Regions from separate parts of the Mus musculus genome. Here region 2 is linked to region 1. The links are chromatin contacts, found by Hi-C or POLR2A ChIA-PET in ENCODE. All regions are on one chromosome and are shown on one strand. The core of a region is the stretch at or near the end of the contact, and the rest is flanking DNA. Distances in the headings are between cores, read along the strand shown. Region 1 holds the start of Ttl (tubulin tyrosine ligase). Region 2 holds the start of Polr1b (polymerase (RNA) I polypeptide B).

Region 1 (3,842 bases), core at 707-3,206:
TTAATAACAAAAATTGAAGTGTTCTAAGGGCTAGTGGAAGACTCAATGTGGCCTTTTTGAAGTTGTTCTTCCACCAGCAGAGTAGCTGCTTCAATGTTTACATTTGTTAAGGGTCACTTGTGTTTGTGATATTTTGTTACTTTCTTTTCAGAAGTCAGACTCCTCCTCTGAGGTTGGTTTTTTTCTCTTCTGATTCACCACGACTCTCTCCTGAACTACTTTTCTCAGACTTTTCTGTTGAGGAATAAACATTTTTCTTAGATCCTGAGTGAGACTGTAGTAATGGAGTCTGCTCATGAGGTGAATCTGATGCTGCTTGGGCGCCTAAGGCCTTTCTGTCATCTGCTAATGTTTCCTCAAGTGTATTCCAAATAGCAAACGAAGAGCAAATGCTGTAAGGGGCACACCTTTTCCTCCATTCTCTATAAACCAGTTTTTAATATCTAACCCTAACTTCTTCCATGTATCCACATCTAAACTTCCCCTTTCTGGGAGCCAGGGACTGACTGTACAAACTGAAGAAAGTCAGTCAGATGGCTAGTTTTAACCTTAAAGACTTTTCTTTCTTTCTTTCTTTCTTTCTTTCTTTCGGGTTTTTTGTTTTGTTTTGGTTTGGTTTAGTTTTTCGAGACAGGGTTTCTCTGTATATAGTTCTGGCTGTCCTGGAACTCACTCTGTAGACCAGGCTGGCCTCGAACTCAGAAATCCGCCTGCCTCTGCCTCCCAAGTGCTGGGATTAAGGGCGTGCTCCACCATTGCCCAGCTAAGACTCTTTTCTTAAGAGTATACTTATTAATATCTGTAAAGAACTCTCTATCTGTAGATTCACTTTGTCCCATCTTGAGAGATACCCATGAAATGCACACAACCCAGAACTGATGTCTTCTGACCTAAGACGGGTGCTGATAGCTTCCAACAGAACAGCTAGGCACTGATGGCACCTAGTATCAGCCTCTGCTGATGGCAGCAGGCAATAAAAGCCAGAGCTGATGGCTCCTGGCTTAACATGGGCACTGATGGTACCCAACCAGGAACTGATGGCCCCAACTATCCGCCTCTACTGATGGCAGAAGACAATTTAACTGCACACTCCTTGTCCAATGGATTTGTAAGACCCAGTTAAGAGTCCTATCTGTGTCCACTTACCTTATTCAATGTCGCTGTTCGGGTGCCAAATTAGAACATTGGGAGCCTCCTGGCCCGGGCCAGGGGTAGCAGTGGAGTCACAGAGTAAGGACTCTGGTGATGGCTTTAACGTCTGAGGGTCTTGGGGCTTTCTAGCTCTCTAATTATACTGAAATGCTGATGATAACTTCTAAAAAGTCCTAAAAACTTTCTTGCTCTTTCTGAGGGCTTGCTTGCTGGCTTAGGCGATTAACACCTGTAGCCTATCAGGGGAGGATTAAGCAATACAGCCTTTGTTCTATCTCAGCAGGAATCTTTCCTAAAATGAGTCCCTCATAGCCTTGCTTAATGAGGGCTCACTGTCGCAGATTATATAATAATCCAAGGCAGGCTACTTCAGGATGATCACCTGCTAGTTATTAGCTTGTCCCATTATGGCTCCTGACATGTGTCCGATTTTACCGCACCCAGATCAAACCCAGAGCTCAGTGCTGGCTAAGCAAGCACTCTACCAACTGAGCTACACCCATGCCTGGATCTTTTGTTTCATCCACCAAATCTGATTTTGAACTTGGTGGAAGACCCAGACAGAGGGCGGAAAGGGATATTGGCGGGCTATGGCGCAGCTGGAATTATTTCCCTTGGTCTCTCCACCGCAGTTTGCTATTACTGCAGCCACACTTGAGACCCATGTCACCGGCCACACACTGAGTGGCGGGGCGGCCCTGGTGGGCCCTGCTTGGGAGCTCCTGCCGCCGCAACCCGCAGACCTGCCCTTAGCGCCGCGCGGAATCACGGTCGTGGGCGGGGCGCCGGCGGTGGGCGGGGCGCTGGGGGTGGGCGCGGCGTCCGGGTGGCGCTCGCCACTCGGGCGGTGGCGCGGGCGCCCAGGGCAGACACTAGGGTAATCCGGAGGCGCGGCCCTGGAATTAGACCGACAGCGGGGCTGAGGCTGAGGCTGGGGCAGTGTGCACGCGGGGCCGCCGTGCCCTGGACTCGTGTAGCGGCTGCGGGGCGCGCTGCCCTTCGCCATGTACACCTTCGTGGTGCGCGACGAGAATAGCAGCGTCTACGCCGAGGTCTCCCGGCTGCTGCTGGCCACCGGCTACTGGAAGAGGCTACGGCGAGACAACCCCAGGTTCAACCTGATGCTGGGGGAGAGGAACCGACTGCCCTTCGGGAGACTAGGTGAGCCCTTCCCTCGTGGCCGCTGCGCGCATGAATCGGAGAGCGAGCGCTTTTGTTTTTTAAGGTCATTAATCTTCCCTAGGCGCGAGCTCACCTTAGCAGATATAAAATGGGTCTAGCAAGACCTAAACCCGTAGCTGGATTTGGAACGGAGTCTGGGTGCGGTTGCCCTGTCTGCTGACAGTGACCTATACCCGCACTCAGGGTGTCGGCCTGGTTCCCCTGCTTCCCTGGGCCCGCATCAGTCATCTTGCAGCTTTCCGCCACTTAGGATTCAGCTCTGTGTGGTGTGGGCGTGGAAGGGGAGTTGAAACCGCCGAGGCTTGGGTTACCCGGAGGCCAAGATGAACCGGCAGGGAATTTGGAGAAAACTCACTGACTTACCCAAAGCAGGAGCTTCCAGGGAAGCTGGAGCGTGGGGAGCTGTTCCATTTCAGACCTTTCCTTTAGCTGCACCAAAAGTTTACATTTGCAGCTGCATTTAGTGATGTTTTCTTACACGATCTTGGGTGACTTTTGCTCTCCTCATCCACATGTGCGAAACTGGCTTGGTACCATTCTATTCGCGTACTCTCATGTAGGAAGGGACAGCAACTCCCTTTTAAATGACGTAATCTTGAAGTTGTCCTAATGGGTTCAACTAGCATCCCACAGACTTGAACCTGGTCTCATGGTCCCTTCACTACATAGTCATCTGGGGAGGGCTTGCCTCTCTCTGGGTGTCTGGTTCTTTTCCAGAATTTCACTTGGGGGTGGGATCATTTGTATTTCAAGGACAGAAGAGGAGGGGGGCATCTCTACCTTAGCAAACACCCCAGAAAGTAGTGTCCCGTGTCCTGAAGAGGAGAGGTTTTTTTCAGACATAGGTGTGGTCAGCGGTGGATGAGGCTAAACGGAAAGCAGTTTGTTTGGAACTAACAGGCAATTTGGCAAGCTTGCATAGGGCACTTGGGTGACATTATAGCCACAGCAAGCTATGATGGCTTATGGAATGAAGTTTGTTAAGGCTTAGTCTTACTGAATTAGTTCAGGGACAACTTTTCATTATTATACATGTTTATACTCTAGCGTGGCGACTCCATGGAGTGGTGGTTGGAAGACTCAGACGTCACAGACTAGAAAATGTGCTTAGAAACTGATGTCCTGTGGTAGCAGATTCCTCCGGAAGGGCTCAGCAAAGAAAGCCCCTCAAAACTAAGTTCCCTGAGAGAAGCACAGGAGCGGCTGACTGGGTCGTTTCTCCTAACTTTACTGCTTCCCTTGCTGGCACCTGACAATGCCTGGTGGTAAGAACCTAGGTAGAACCAAAAGGCTCTCCCAGCCTGGTGTGGGAGTGACTGGCCTTGTCAGTGTGCTGACAGATAGAAACCCTTTGGAATCCCAGGCCTGAGAAGGCAACATGAATTTAGCAGATGACCAGCACATTTTATTTTTATGGAAAAGACAGATGTATTCTCTAAATAAAATGGTTCTAATCCCTTGCCGTTGGGAGGATTCTCTTTTTGTCTAAAGTGGGCTGCATAAAACCC
Region 2 (3,842 bases), core at 802-3,301, 35 kb after region 1:
AAATACCATTAAAATGTACCTAAGAGGCTGGAAGATAGCTCAGTTGGTAAAGTGTGTTCCTTGAAGCATGGGGACCTGTTTAATAGTCAACCTTCACTTAAAAAAATTCCAGGCCTGGTGGCACATAGCTTTAACCCTAGCACGGGGGGGGTGGGGGGGGGGCGGAGGGTAGAGCCAGGCAGCTCCCAGGGGCTCATTGGCCAGCCTAACTTCTTCAGTGGCTCTAAGCTATTGACAGTCCCTGTCTCAAAGGAAGACAGAGCCTGCCATCCCCTGGCCTCCACACATAGGATAAATACATACACGTTCCTGTTCATACCTGTAGATACAACATGAAAACACAGAAAGCATCTAAAAGCTCAACAATTCTCAGAAAGGGATTGATTCCCTTCACGTTTTTCAGAGGAAATATGCCATCAACCCTTAAACACATGAAATGATATTTGACACTATTATCCTCTAGGCCCTGGAGTCTAGGAAAATGCTAACCAGGGCTCACAAAAGATACCATTGTGCAAATAATAAGATTGCTATAATCAGAAGATAGTACCAGGTACTAGTAATGATGTTGCTAAGGGGAAATGTGAAGTTGTACAGCTCACTTTAATAGTTTCACAGGGCTTCAGAAAGGTAAACATAGGTAATATGACACAGAAACGTGGTTCTTAGCTCTGATACCTAAGGGAATTGAAAACACACACATAGAAAAATGGATATTTGTAAAAGCCAAACACTAGAAACAGCACGAATTCTGACACTATCCAACCACCTTCCTACCTCTTGCTCTTGATTGCCCAGAAGCAGGCTGGGGTGGCTTCCTTTCTTCTGGGTAGCATGGCCTGGTTACTGCTTGCCGTCCTGCTGATGTGCTTCATGCATTAAGAGTTGAGTAGACATAAGCACAGCCCACAGAATCAATTAAGCAGGGCTCAGAGGGGCTCACAGAGACTGAAGAGACAGTCCTGGAGCCTGTGTGGCTCTGAGCTAGGTCCTCGGCATTCATGTTATGGATGTATAGCTTGGTGCTCTTGGGGGACTTCTGGCAGTAGGAGCAGGGGCTGTCTTGGACTCTCTTGCCTGCTCTTGGGACCCCTTTTCTTCTATTGATTTGCTTTGTCCAGACTTGATATGAGGGATTGTGCCTAGTGTTATTGTAACCTGTTATGCCATGTTCAGTTGATATACCAGGGAGGCCTGCTCTTTTCTGAAGGGAAATAGAGGAGGAGTGGATCTGGAGGAGAAGGGGGGTGGGGAGGAAGATTGGGAGGAGTGGAGAGAGGGGAAACTGCAGTTGGAATGCAATGTATGAGAAAAACTAAACAAAAAAACAAAGACTTGAGAAAGAGGGGGCTGGGGGTGACACATGCCTTTAACCCAGCACTCAGGCAAAGACAATGGACCTCTGTGAGTTCCAGGCCAGCCTGGTCTAGGACAGCCAGGACTACATAGAGACCCTGACTCAAAAAACAAAGAAACAAAAATAAATAAATAAATATTATTTTAATAAACAGACAAGTTGAGAAGAAATGACAGGTTGGTGCCCCACACCTCCATTTTAGTTGAAGCCAAGAATCCAGAGTCTCCTGAGGTCTGCATCAGGGTGCAATAGGAAAACTCCAGAATGGGACAGAAGGGAACCTTTAAAGATACGTCTTGTATCAGGTCCTAATTAACGAATTAAGCTAATATGGGTCACAGAGGTCACACACTAAAGTGGAGCAGGATTTAGTATGGTTTGCAGGTTACAAAACAGCGAAGCCTCTTTCTCTCTCTCCACCCCCACCCCCACCCCCACCCCCACCCCGGTGTTTCAAGACAGCTCTGTGTAACTACTCTGAATGACTTGGAACTCTCTTTGTAGACCAGACTGGTCTCGAACTCACAGATACCTGACCTCCTGATTGCTGGGATTAAAGGCGTGTCTTCATGTCTGCGCGTAGTTTTAACCGGTCTAATCACGCCATGGTGTAAGTTTCCAGTCGACTCTGAGAAAAGAAAGGACCAGTGTGGGGCGGGCCGAACAAGAGGAACTACATTTCCCAGAAGGCCACGGGGTAGGGTGGCTGTGGGGTTGGTCCGGCCATTCCAGCCAGCCACGAGTAGCGTCCTAGCTCCGGTCTCCCGTCCGGGACTGGCAGAAGCATGGATGTCGACGGCCGGTGGCGGAACCTGCCCAGCGGGCCCAGCCTAAAGCATTTAACCGACCCCTCGTACGGGATTCCCCCAGAGCAGCAAAAGGCAGCTTTGCAGGACCTGACGCGGGCGCACGTGGACTCCTTCAACTACGCGGCGCTGGAGGGGCTGAGCCACGCGGTGCAGGTGAGTGCCGTGCACTGCGCTCCAGAGCTCTACCCTTGGCCTGGGGGGTCCTGGAGCGTCCCTGCGGTTGGGAGAAGTGGCCGGGGGGTGGGGGGGTGAGGGGTGCCTACAGTATGACCACAAATAGGGACGTGAACTCACCCTGCATTGCTTTGGGTAGTTCAGAGAAAAAAAGCAACTCATAAGCCTAGTGGTGTAGGGAAACTTGTATTTGTGACTCCTGGATTTATATATGAGTACGAGTCTGGTTTGGGGCGAACCATTTCTGGGTACTGTGAGATGAGAGTGAGGAAGTGATCTTTTTGGAACTGTGTTTTCCACCATTCCCAGCACTCGCGCCTTTTCACACCTGGAGTCTTACGTTCTAAAACTACCTCACAAGGTTCCAAGCTGATCAGACAGACTGCAGCAAGCACATCCTTCAGTTTGCTTCCCTTAAAGTTTTCTTTTTGGGGCGGGAGAATGGAGACGGTTCGAGATAAGGTTTCTCTGTGTAGCGTTTGCTGCCCTGGAGCTCCGTGGACCAAGGCTGGCCTCGAACTCAGAGATCTGCCTGCCTCTGCCTCCCGAGCACTGGGATTAACAGTGTGTGCCACCATCGCCCGCTTGCTTGCTTGCTTGCTTTCTTTCTTTCTTTCTTTCTTTCTTTCTTTCTTTTTTTTTTTTTTTTCTTTCGAGACAGGGTTTCTCTGTATAGCCCTGGCTGTCCTGGAACTCACTGTGTAGACCAGGCTGGCCTCGAACTCAGAAATCCGCCTGCCTCTGCCTCCCGAGTGCTGGGATTAAAGGCGTTCGCTGCCCGCTTTCTTTCTCTTTAAGAATTTGCAAGAGGAAAACTTGCCACCTGTTCTGAGTTGGTCATGTTGAGGAAGATAAAAAGTCCAGGGGAATCATTGTAACAGTGGTAGCAGAGTAAGGACGGGGAAGGTCTCTTTTTGTTGGCATCTTTAGTTTTTCCTGGCACGGCACTCTGAGAGTAAGACACCTCTCAGGTGTAATTGCTCCTCACTTTGGATGTTGGTTGTGTAACGGTAGCAGGCACCAGCAAGCAGTCAGTGCCATATTCTTTGAGAACTGCTCTAAGATGTGGCGCTTTCTGAGTCAGGAGTACAAGGGAAATGCTGCGACTAATCCAGGTGTTTAGAAAGCTCTGCATTAGATAAGGCTAAGGGAAGAAGATGGTGCCCTCCCTCAGGAGGCAGGGTAGGTTCAGGGAGAGAAATATGTAGTAGACAGTACCCTGAGCTTTCGTTACCAAACAACTGTATTGTGAGAACAAAGGATGGGGATATGTTGGAGAGCTTTGACTGCCAGACTGAGACTTGACAATATGGAAGCCATTTAGAACTCTTCGAACTGCCAGGCTTCAGTGTGAGGGAATAAAATATACAAAGCTGAGCTTTTAGATGAGAAGAGTTTCCCTATACTTGCCCCTGAAAAGCAGAGAAGGTAGATGCTTAGCTCAGCCTTTTCTGTGTCCGTAGAACCTACTGCAAATCAAATACATAGCGCACCATCCAAAA

Evidence for each region. A loop is a pair of places that touch in the nucleus more often than their neighbours do. ChIA-PET counts read pairs that join two places held with the same protein, here RNA polymerase II (POLR2A).
Region 2: POLR2A ChIA-PET joins it to region 1 with 22 read pairs in embryonic stem cell. The contact joins the promoter of Polr1b here to the promoter of Ttl in region 1. A Hi-C loop is called at or near these places in 1 of 37 maps with a recorded cell type or tissue (left cerebral cortex). POLR2A ChIA-PET finds 5 or more read pairs at or near these places in 4 of 5 experiments (Patski and embryonic stem cell).

Annotation. Positions count from the first base shown.
Region 1 is chr2:129,063,991-129,067,832 of GRCm38, forward strand. Ttl (tubulin tyrosine ligase) reads left to right here and starts at 1,957. Exons shown (of 7, transcript NM_027192.2): 1 at 1,957-2,313. The coding sequence starts at 2,157. Vinac1 (vinculin/alpha-catenin family member 1) reads right to left here and starts at 1,919. Exons shown (of 11, transcript NM_001370941.1): 1 at 1,147-1,919.
Region 2 is chr2:129,098,945-129,102,786 of GRCm38, forward strand. It overlaps Polr1b (polymerase (RNA) I polypeptide B), which reads left to right and starts at 2,052. Exons shown (of 15, transcript NM_009086.2): 1 at 2,052-2,319. The coding sequence starts at 2,143. Gm46764 (predicted gene, 46764) reads right to left here and starts at 1,999. Exons shown (of 3, transcript NR_168333.1): 1 at 1,890-1,999.